2 separate regions of the Homo sapiens genome follow, and region 2 is linked to region 1. Evidence: chromatin contacts called from ENCODE Hi-C or POLR2A ChIA-PET data. All regions are on one chromosome and are shown on one strand. The core of a region is the stretch at or near the end of the contact, and the rest is flanking DNA. Distances in the headings are between cores, read along the strand shown. Region 1 holds the start of MYCNOS (MYCN opposite strand). Region 2 has its middle 43 kb from the start of MYCNOS.

Region 1 (5,378 bases), core at 1,254-3,753:
AATGTGAGGCTGTTCCAGTCTGTGGGTCCCTTTAAGCCAATGTTTTGGTTTTCTGCCAAGAAGACAGCTGTTGGAAGGAAGTGCTTCCTCACCAAAAGCTGTCAAGGCACAGACATTAAAGGGACAGAGCCGTTTCAAACTGGAGGCTTATCACCAAGTTTCCTTCCAGGAGCCTCAAAGATCTCTCCTCAGCCCAGAAGTAAATTTAGGCTTGTTATCCACCTGCATTCTGAAAACACTGGTTTTCAAAGTCCAAGGGGGGTCCCAGCTCCCTGCTCCAAGGACAAGGCAATGCCACTCTTTGGGTTGAGTTCTGTTCATCCAGACCCCCAGGGAAAGGCTTGGTTTTAACTCTTCCCTTCAGCTTAAGACACAGACAAATGAACACAATAGAACTAATCAGTGAGTCCTCCCAGGATGTGAGCCTTCCTGGAGAGGCTGCTGAGTGCCTGCCCTCACCTTCAAGGGCACTGGGTTACAGATACAACTCACATCTCAAATTAGGCCTGGAATTCAGGCTGGAAGACAAAACTACAGCCAGTTTCCACTGCACACTGGAAAGAGGAGGCCCCCTGAGAATGTACACAACTGCTGTTGCACTTGCAGCCAGCTGCTGAATGGAGGGAGGGAGGGTGCCCCCACCACCCCCAGCCTTTCAGATCCCGGGCCCGCCTGCTGGCCTCGCATATCGCCGCCTGCTGGCCACGCACCAGGAGCAAATAGCCCACCACCCACCGAGGATGGGGGAAGGGAAAGGTACCGACATTTGAAAAAAAAAAAAAAAGAAAAAGAAAAAGAATAGAAAATCGGCTCTAGCCATCTGTGCAACCCTCCTATAAGTTCCTGCGCCTTAAACAGGGCTTTGCACAGCCCTTGAATCTTCTCGGGATGTCTTTCCCTCCCCTGACCTGGGCCAGAGAGTCCCTTTCACCCCTGCGCTAACAGGTTTCTGTCCAGGCAGTGCACCCAGCAACCCCCTAAACCCCCACCCGGTTTAGCCACCAACTTTCTCCAATTTTATTCCTCAGACTGCGCTGCAAAAGAGAGGTGGGGGACCGGGTGAGGGCCCGTGATGGCCTAGAGGAGGGCTCCCCAGGAGAGGGTGGAAGGAACTTTAGTGAAGGCGAGAATTGGAGAGCACCCCTTTTGCAACGGCATTCTCTCAGCCCCTTCTCTTTACCCCGAGGAGAGACTTGGGGGAAACAGGACCTCTCTGCCCCTAGCACTGCCTCCAAAATGCTCCCCAGGCCAAGACATACGAGCACTAACAAAGGGGACGCGACCCGGGGTCCAGTGCCCCAGGGAGGCAGCCGGACCCGAGTTCGGTCTTTACCTGAATCGCTCAGGGTGTCCTCTCCGGAGGTACTGAGGGCCTTGTGGTCGCCGCCGCTGGTCTGGCGGCCGCCTGGGCGCGGAGGGGCGACCCCCGGGGCCCCGGCTGGGGCGGCAATACCCGCCCCCGAGGCGACCGCAGGGCCCGCCGCCGGGGCACTGGCCGGGGCTGCGGGCACGGGCGCTGGCTCGCGCTTGTTCACGGGAAAGGGGAAGACCACGGCGGGATCCACGCACTCGGCGGCCGGGTGGGCGAGCTCGGCGGGCAGGGCGGCCCCGGCGCGGCCGGCTCCCGCAGCCCCGCCGTGCCCGCGACCCGCAGGGCTGGCGGCGCCGGCTCCCGGGGACTGGGCGGTGGAACCGGCGGTTGGCGGCCCGCGGCCGTGCTGCAGCTTCTCGCTCACGGCGCGCTCCAGCTTCTCGCGGGCGGAGAAGCCGCTCCACATGCAGTCCTGGAGGATGACCGGGTTGGGGGTGAGGCCACCCAGTCCCCCCAGGCCGAACGCGTCCTCCTCGGCCGGGCTGCCCCACAGCTCGTTCTCAAGCAGCATCTCCGTGACCCAGCTCGGGGGCTCGGAGCTGTGCTCCGCGAAGCCACGGCTGGGCGACAGCGGGGGCGTGGGCAGCAGCTCAAACTTCTTCCAGATGTCCTCCCCCGGGGGGGTCGAGTCGGGGCCGCCGAAGTAGAAGTCATCTTCGTCCGGGTAGAAGCAGGGCTGTAGCGAGTCAAACTCGAGGTCTGGGTTCTTGCAGATCATGCCCGGCATGGTGGACGTGGAGCAGCTCGGCATCGGCTCGCCTCCCGGCCGGCGACTGAGGGCTTCTTTCCGCCCCGTTCGTTTTAATACCGGGGGTGCTTCCTTCCCGTGGGGGGCGCGGAAGGCGGGGGCCGGCGCCGACCTCCAACACTGCAACCGACAGACACACCGGAGAGGGTGGGCAAACGGGGCAGACCGAGGGGATAGGCAATGGGCGCCCCCTCTAACCAGGTTCCCCAATCTTCCCTCCAAGCCCCCCACTCTGCCCACTGCTCCCGAAGGTGGAGGAAGTTGTGCCTCTCGCTCCCTCCCTCCCGCCCTCCTTTTGTGTACAAGCTGTCTACGACAGGGGGTGGGAGGGGGCATGCAGATGCAGGGGGTGGTGGCGAGGCTCCGCAACTTTGGAAACTGCCATTTCATTCACACAAGGCACTGCCTGGGGGAGGGGGCTGTTCCTGGCTGCAGAATTCTAGCTCTCACGAGCACGCAGACAACCGCACTCGCAGCGGTGTGGGGCCGGCTGCTCAGGGGAAGCCCCAGGCTCTCCGACCCAGCTACCGGGAATGGTATTTGGAGTACCTTCTACCCCCTTTGTAAAAATGCAACCTCAGGAGTGCAAATGATAGCAGGGGATTTAGAAAACTTTGCAAATAAAAAAAAGCCTTTCTCTAGACAGAGACCAACAACAGACACCCATATCCACAAATCCTTCCCCTCCCCAAATTTGAGCAAACGCCCCTCGGCATTCACCCGCTGCAGGGATACTCCTGCCAATAGCTTAATTGGAAGCTCTCTAAGCCCACCCCTGCTCTTCCAAACCCACGACAACGTCCTCTTCCAGGGAGGGAGAGGCTGAGCCCCTGTTCCCGGGAATGGCAGGGGCGCCCGCGCGAGGAGGGTCGCCGGGAGAGCCGCCTCTCCTCCAAGCTGGAGCAGCCGTGACCCAGATTGCGACCGCGGCGGCCTCGCCCTGCCTAATCCCCCCCTCTTCTTCCTCCAGGGGCACCCTTTGGAGAAGAACCCCAGCCTGGGGTGGGGACGCACCGGCTCTCCGACAGCTCAAACACAGACAGATCTTCTAGAGCCGAGGGAATTTCTTTTCGCAGAAGCCATTACTCCCCCCGGTAAGGGCTGCAAAAGGATTAGGGCGGGTCTCCTCTAGCCAGGATGCCTTCGGGGCTGGAACTGGCTTTTCTGGGAAAACCCAGAGATGGTTTTGTTTCGGAAGCAGAAACAGTCCCCCGGGCATATTAGGGCGCCCGGTGCGCACGTCGCAATCCCGTCCAGGGCTTGCCTTGCCCCGGCGCTCGTCGCTTCCCTGGGCGCCGGGCGGTTTGCAAGCCCTGCTCCTTACCTCCCGCCGACTGCAGGGGATCCGGAGGCGATTCTGCGCGGGTGTCTCCGGGTGGGCCGGGGGGGCGGGGGTGTCCTCGGATGGCTACAGTCTGTGCGCGCTTGCGCCTGGCTAGCGCTTGCTCGGCTCCAACACAGTTCCCAGGAGCCCCCCGCATCCACCCAGCGCGTCCAGACAGATGACTGTCACAGCCTGCGCTTTGAAGCTCGGGGGATATTATTAACTGAAAAATCTGACACACCCGGGGGGCGGGGAGAGAAGGGGGCTGTGGCGCAGACAAGGGGGAGGGAGAAAGGAGAGGAAAGCGGCTTTACCCCGCCCTCCTGATTTCCATAAAAATCAGGGGAGGCGCCAAGGCTTTCGCGCCAAAAGCCACTTGCTTTTCTTTGCAGAGAGAAGGCTGCAAAGCTGGGAAGCCCAGGGTGTGCTCCTCCCGCCCTTTTGGACCCCCGGGCTTGCACCGGCTGCACTCTGAGAACCAGCTGCGCGCGGAGCGGTGCAATGCAGCACCCACCCTGCGAGCCTGGCAATTGCTTGTCATTAAAAGAAAAAAAAATTACGGAGGGCTCCGGGGGTGTGTGTTGGGGAGGGGAGACCGATGCTTCTAACCCAGCCCCCGCTTTGACTGCGTGTTGTGCAGCTGAGCGCGAGGCCAACGTTGAGCAAGGCCTTGCAGGGAGGTTGCTCCTGTGTAATTACGAAAGAAGGCTAGTCCGAAGGTGCAAAATAGCAGGGAGAGGACGCGCCCCCTTAGGAACAAGACCTCTGGATGTTTCCAGTTTCAAATTGAAAGAAGAGGGGCGCCCCCCTTGTTTGAAAATAAATAAATAAATAAGTGCGAGCTACGAGGGTGGCGCCGCGGTGGTTTCTTCGGCCGAAGGCGACACCTCGCGGAGACTGAGCAGAAAGCGGAGCTGCCCGGCCTTGGCGCGGACCTGGAGTGCGGCCACTCCGCAGGTCTCCCGCCGCCCCCGCGGGACTGTCCACGCGTCCTCACCACTGCGGAGGAGGAGGCGGCCTGGCTCTGCTTCCTAGGGGGAATGGGCGTACGTTCCCTGCAGCCGTCCCCAGGGCTCCCAAGTTAACCTTTTCAAAGCCACCATTCTCCCCAGTTATGGGCAGGCGAATCTGATTTACCGAGATGGAAGTGCTGTCCACACCTCCTGAGACCCAGCCTCGGCTCAAACAGCTTGATTCCAAACTGTTGAAGGGAAAAAGGAAAGCTGCTGTCACTACTTCGTTTCTTTGTGCCTCAGTTTCCTCAATTGTGAAATGGAGTTCGTAGTGCCTCCTACCTGAGAGTTATGAAAGCTCTTATAAGTCCCCAGCCCATAATAGTTGTGTCAGCTATTATTATGATGATGACCACGACATGCTATTCTTCTGGGGAAAATAACACCCCTCTGTCCAGCAGCAGCATTGGCCCCTTCCCTTCCCGCCACCATCAAATCCTGGCTTTACTTCACTCTGGTCTAGCTTTTCTTACAGGTGTATTTGTTTGCAGGGGGTCAGACATTATTGCCCCTGCCCTCCAAACTCTCCAAAAACAACCCTGATCTCCTGGACAGCCCCCTTCACAACCAAATACACAGTGAGGTGGGATTTTGCCTTGAAAAACATTCCTTAGGCTTGTTTGGAGAGAGGGGAACCTGGCCCTGGGATTGGGGTGGGAAGGCTTCCCCGCCTCTCCCTACTTTTTTCTCCAAACTGGAAATGCCATTCTCCATCGCCCCCACCTCTTCACCTCACCATTGGATCTAGTTAAGGAGGAGGATGCTGAGGGTCAGGGGGCAACCCATAAAATGCTCACAGATTAGCATTTGTGAAGGCCTTTCCAGCCCTGACCCTGGACGCCTACAGAGCTCTAGGGAGAAAGATTCCCAGAGTTCTAGGAAGAGGCCCATGAATGCGGATGAGCAGCCCTTCCAAGCACC
Region 2 (5,378 bases), core at 1,846-4,345, 43 kb before region 1:
TTCTCCAGGAGAAGCTGATTCTGGAGAGCACCGTTAGGGAGAGACATGAACCAGCCCTGTGAGGCAGGATGACTCAGGAAGACAGGTGGGTTCTTCAGAGCTGGGTAAGTTACTTAGACTCTCCGAACCTCACTTTCCTACCTGCAAAATGAAATCATTTCTACCTCACAGGATCCCTATGAGGATTAAATGGCAGGGCTCATGTGGAAGGCACTTCATCCCATGCTTAGTGTGTGGTAGACACTGAATGAATGATTTAAAACACCAGCACTGGCCGGGCACACCTGTAATCCCAGCACCTTGGGAGGCTGAGGCAGGTGAATCACCTGAGGTCAGGAGTTCGAGACCAGCCTAGCTAACATGGTAAAACGCCACCTCTACTAAAAATACCAAGATTAGCAGGGCATGTTGGCTCATGCCTGTAATCCCAGCTACTCAGGAGGCTGAGGCAGGAGAATTGCTTGAACCCCGAAGGAGGAGGTTGCAGTAAGCCAAGATCTTGCCACTACACTCCAGTGTGGGCAACAAGAGCAAAACTCAGTCTAAAAAAAGACCACGGGCACCACTGCCCCTGCAAGCAGCCAGTTCCTCATGAACAGATCCTTCTCCAACTCCCATGCCCCAGCCAGGGCTGGGCATCACAAGCCCCCATCTGCACCTCCCAAATGCCTGTGCAGGTCCTGGCCTGGGTCAGGGCTGCCCTCAAGGGACCACAGGCGACCAAACAGGAACCTGGAGATAGATACCCTGAGAATATTTTTCCAGAGTGTTGGCCGGGGCCTGAGATCCCTTTCCTCAGGACACAGGCAGCTTCTAATTCCACATCCCAGGTCAGAGGTGGGGTACAAACTCCTGAGGGAGAAAGCACTCTCGGTGACTTGCAAGTGACAGGTCTTAGATCCGGAGGGCCTGGAGGGATGTACATCTTAGAGGCTGAAGGGAAATGCCCAGGCTCAGTGCAGGCACAGGGCAGAATCTGACCAGGAAACAGCTGCAGTACAGACAAAGGGGCCTTGGCAAGGCTAGGCCCTCCCAAACTGTGCCATGATTCCCAGGGCTGGCCCTGACAGGTATGTAATAGATGATCATTGAGTCAATGGGGAACAGGGGTGAGTTTACACAGAACTCAGTTTGCATTCGGCAGGAATTCCTACGGAAACAGTGGTGAGGGATCAGGACATGAGGGAAACGCTGGGCAGATGTTTTCAGTTCAGGGCCGGGGGCTTTCAGGAAAGCACAGCAGACAGACAGCAAGTTCACCTCTGCGGGGGAGGAAGGGAGAGATGCGGCTGCAGGCCGGGGCCATCTGGCCCTTTGCTCCCAGGTTTTCAGACCAGCTTCTAGTAACCTGTCAATCACGGCTCAGCCCTGGGCTGAGTGCTGATGGCAAAGTTCAGAGAAGAAATATCCTTAACTTCCCAAAGGTAATGCACGCACACACACATCCACAGACACACAGATACATAGACACACATACATATACACAGAGACACACATACAGACACACACAGACACACATGGAGACACACATACATAGACACACAGAGACACACACAGAGGCACACAGGCACACACATGGAGACATACAGAGAAACACACACACAGATGCACACACACAAACACACAGGCACGCTATGCACGCATATACAGACACACATACACAGACACACACACAGACACACACGTACACACAAAGGCACATATACACAGGCACACACATAGACATACACAGAGACACACAGACACATGCAGAGACACATACTCAGAGACACACACAGACCACACACAGACCCACACACTCACACACACAGACACACATGGAGACACGCATACAGACACACACAAGCACACATACACACACGGAGACACACATACAGAGATACACAGAGAAATACACAGACACAGGCACACAGACACACACAGGCACACACAGACACACAGGCACACCGACACACACGGAGCCACACAGACACACACACACACAAAGACATGCAGACACACAGACACACACGAAGACACATGCAGAGACACACAGAGAAACACACACAGACACGCAGGCACACATACAGAGACACACACAGGCACACTGTACACATATACAGACACACACAGAAAGACACATACATACACACACAGGCACATATACATAGCACACACATAGACATACACAGAGACACACAGACACATGCACATAGACACATACTCAGAGACACACACACACAGAGACACACACAGAGACACACACAGAAACACAGGCTCACACTCACAGAGTCCAGGCCTGTCTGGAGAAGCACTAGGAGAAAGACACGGGGGGAAGGAGAGGCCGAGATAAAGTGAGGAGGGGAGCGATCTGGAAAAGCAAGGAGAGGGTGAGGAGCGGGATAGGGATCACAGTCCCCGAGCTTGGGCTGAGGCCAGGCCCAGTCTTGAAAGGGGCCCAATAGGGCAGCCCAGTGCCAGACAGGACTCGGTCTGACAGAGACCTGTCCTTGCGCAGCCTGGGGTTTGCTCTGAGGTTTTGTGGGTCTAAGCTATCTCTGAGGTCACCCCCATACGCATCATTTATTCGCGTCTGTGAGTGCTTTGGACATTCATGGCTCCGCAGTCGGCGCAGGACCGAGGCCCCCACGGACAGAGCTGTCAGGTAGGGCAGACCGGGCGCTGGGGCTGGAACGTTCCAGAGGCTCTGGCAAGGCATTCCAGGAAGGGAACGTTCACTTCAGAAAGGGCCTCATGGGGGCCTCTTAACCCCCAGTGCCTGCGCTCGCCCAGAGACTGGCAGGCCAGGGCAGCAGCCGGCCGGGACTGTCTCTCCGGGCTGCAGACAGCCTGGCTCCAGGCCCACCTCCCGGTGCCCTCGGCCTGACATCTTCTGGGCAGAGCCACCATGCCCAGGGAGCCGTGTGGATGGTGTTAGTAAACACGCTTTCTTGCGCCCAGCCTGGCAGGGCCTGTGGGCAGCGGGAGGGCAAGGCGCTGGCAGCTCCCACGGCCGGGCAGGCGGGCGGGCAGGCAGACAGGCGGGCAGGCCGCCCCGCACAGCCCAGCCAAGGCCCAGAACAGAGCAGCTGCTCCCGTCGCCATGGAGACGGGGACTGAACAATGAGCATCCAGAAATGCAGCATGGCCGCCTGGCACTGCGGCCCACACTCCCACCAGGCCCTCACACCTACACACAGGCACGCACATGCATGCATGCACACACACACACGTGAACACACATGCATGCACTCACACAGTCTCGGCCTCCCTGCTGGAGAAGCAAGAGGGAGAAGGAGAGGGAAATGGGGAGAGGGAGAGAGTGCGGAGAGGAGGAAAGGGGAAAGAGTGAAGAGGAGAGCAAGGGAGATCACAGCTTCATTGTTGCAAAGTTGAGCAAAAATCTCACCCTTTGATTCTAGCTAAAAATACGTTTTGCAAAACTTGCCAGCTTTTCAGAGGGTCATGTGGTGCCCTGGATTCTTGTGTAACAGGAGAGTGAAAGGGGGTTTCTAATTAGCAAAAGCATCTTGAATCAAATCACCTTCTACTTAGAGAGGGGTAGCTGAGAGCCCGACGGAGTTTTAAGTCCCAGGAAATTAGAAGAACACTTTCTTAAATGGATCTAAATCCCATGTAATTCCTCCTTGGAGATAATGCGAAGAGGAGGCCAACAGGTTTAGCCACAGTCTCGGAAATGGAGAGCCTGAAAGAGGCTTCATCTGGCCCCTTGGGAAGGCAGAGGGCAGCTGTGTCCAGAGGATTTGAAGAGACCTGGGGCAGGCTCAGGAGGGCAGCCCATGGGCATCTGGTTGTGGTGCTTGTGGGTGTCTTCTGAACACTTCCTTTGTGTGAGATACTGAGCAGGTCAGCCCCTGTCTTCCAGGGGCTCCCAGGACCCCAGCGGGGGAGGTGGCAGGGCCCCCGATGTGCACTGGGTAAGCGGGCACATCCCTATGTAGACACACTCTCCCGCTCACCAACCAGCCACCAGCCAGCCCTCAGCCCTATCCTCGTGTCTACAATGAAATCAGGTCTCGAGTCTCTGAGACTTCCAGGACCACTGTCCAAGGACTGGCAATTCCCATCCTAATTTCCATCAAGTGCTCAACCTGCAGGAAGTCGCTTGATTTCTCTTGGCTTTGCCTGGTTCCTTCCTGCTTCAGAGCAGGTGGGTGTCCTCCACAGGTGGCCAGACCCTTTTAGCAGAAAAAAATGGACTGCCTGCTGATTGACCTGATGGAGTGTAGGAGCTGGAAGGGACACTCTAAGGTTCTGGTGTCCACCTCCACCACTGGAGATCATAGCCAGTGACATTGTAGCTGGCACGGGAAATTCACAGTCTACACTCCAAGCAGCATGCGGGGAGAAGGCGTTCACCACTTTTCTGGGGATGGAGTTTAAAAAGCGAGACAGAGAGAGGAGGCAAGAGAATCAGAACACGTTGGAAAGGAAGAAGAGAAAAGGTAAGACTGAGATAAATCTCCTAAGCTGTGTCAAATACTAGCAGGTTCCAGCAACTGCATTCAACTACAGCTAAGAAGTACTGAACAGCCCTTCCTCAGCTTCCTGGCCTCTAAAATCGTAGGCCCCATGAAAGAGAAAACATAGTAGACAATTAAAAGAAGGAGTGAGTACTAGAACTGAGCCAAGCCCCCTCCTCAGCTCCCTGCTCCCCTTGCCTGCCCGGCATCCCTTGCTAGAAGGTTCTCAGAACTCCAGGAAGCCATCTGCACCGGCTCAGAAGTGGCAGAGGGGGAATTAAAACCACGAAAGGAAGGATCAGAGAGACTCTCTCCCCCTCAAGAGCCACTTTAGTAGATGAAAAAAGCCAGGCGATTTTAATCATCACAAATTGTCTGAGCCTCTGAATCCACCTTCTCTGAAGCAAGGGAGGCCTTCCCTGGTTGCTGACTGATGCTCTCCAGTGGTCTGGGCTCGGGGTGTGGCTGGAAACCTACCTTTGTCCCCCTCCTCACTTCCTGGATCCTTCTGCCTGTCCTCCCAGGTCCCTGGCCCAGTCCAGGCCAAAGCAGCCCAACCCTGCTTATCTAAGGAGATCTGACAAGACTCCAGCCCTCAGGGGTACGGCCGCTGGCAAAACATATGGTGCATCGTAAATAGGACTTCCTTTTAGGAAATGAGCTGCTGTAATTAAATCCCCATTCATTTTTTGTAACATACACACAGAGACAAATAGATCTTTATCCTTTAGAGGCACAGAAGAGAATGGCTTGTGGGGAACAGAGATTATCTGGCGCAGTAGACTCTTAAAAAAGACTTCCTAGATCCAGGTGGAATGAAAACTCCGAATTCATAAGCTCCATCGCTAGCCCAAGTGGGCGAGCAGCTCTACTTCCCCTCTCCAGGACCAGTGAGGGAGCCTTTTGAAATGGAAG

What was found. A loop is a pair of places that touch in the nucleus more often than their neighbours do. ChIA-PET counts read pairs that join two places held with the same protein, here RNA polymerase II (POLR2A). Pooled maps may share reads with other maps.
Region 2: a map of dorsolateral prefrontal cortex shows a loop between it and region 1 (7-fold over the local background). The contact joins the enhancer-like site here to the promoter of MYCNOS in region 1. A Hi-C loop is called at or near these places in 10 of 168 maps with a recorded cell type or tissue (Caco-2, Calu3, dorsolateral prefrontal cortex and 5 more) and 4 of 50 pooled maps. POLR2A ChIA-PET finds 5 or more read pairs at or near these places in 7 of 52 experiments (H1, SK-N-SH, WTC11 and 2 more).

What each region holds. Positions count from the first base shown.
Region 1 is chr2:15,938,810-15,944,187 of GRCh38, reverse strand. MYCNOS (MYCN opposite strand) reads left to right here and starts at 2,503. Exons shown (of 4, transcript NR_110230.2): 1 at 2,503-2,656; 2 at 3,091-3,214. MYCN (MYCN proto-oncogene, bHLH transcription factor) reads right to left here and starts at 3,638. Exons shown (of 3, transcript NM_005378.6): 1 at 3,445-3,638; 2 at 1,334-2,240. The coding sequence starts at 2,123. RefSeq lists enhancers at 3,510-4,040, 5,085-5,378.
Region 2 is chr2:15,982,153-15,987,530 of GRCh38, reverse strand. No RefSeq gene overlaps it. Among named protein-coding and RNA genes, the nearest start is that of MYCNOS, 43 kb to the right of the region's middle. Within about 2 kb of position 3,095, at least 2 of the 41 ENCODE cell types and tissues checked have a DNase peak (open chromatin) inside an H3K27ac peak, as active enhancers do; they include dorsolateral prefrontal cortex, where a contact is called at or near this core.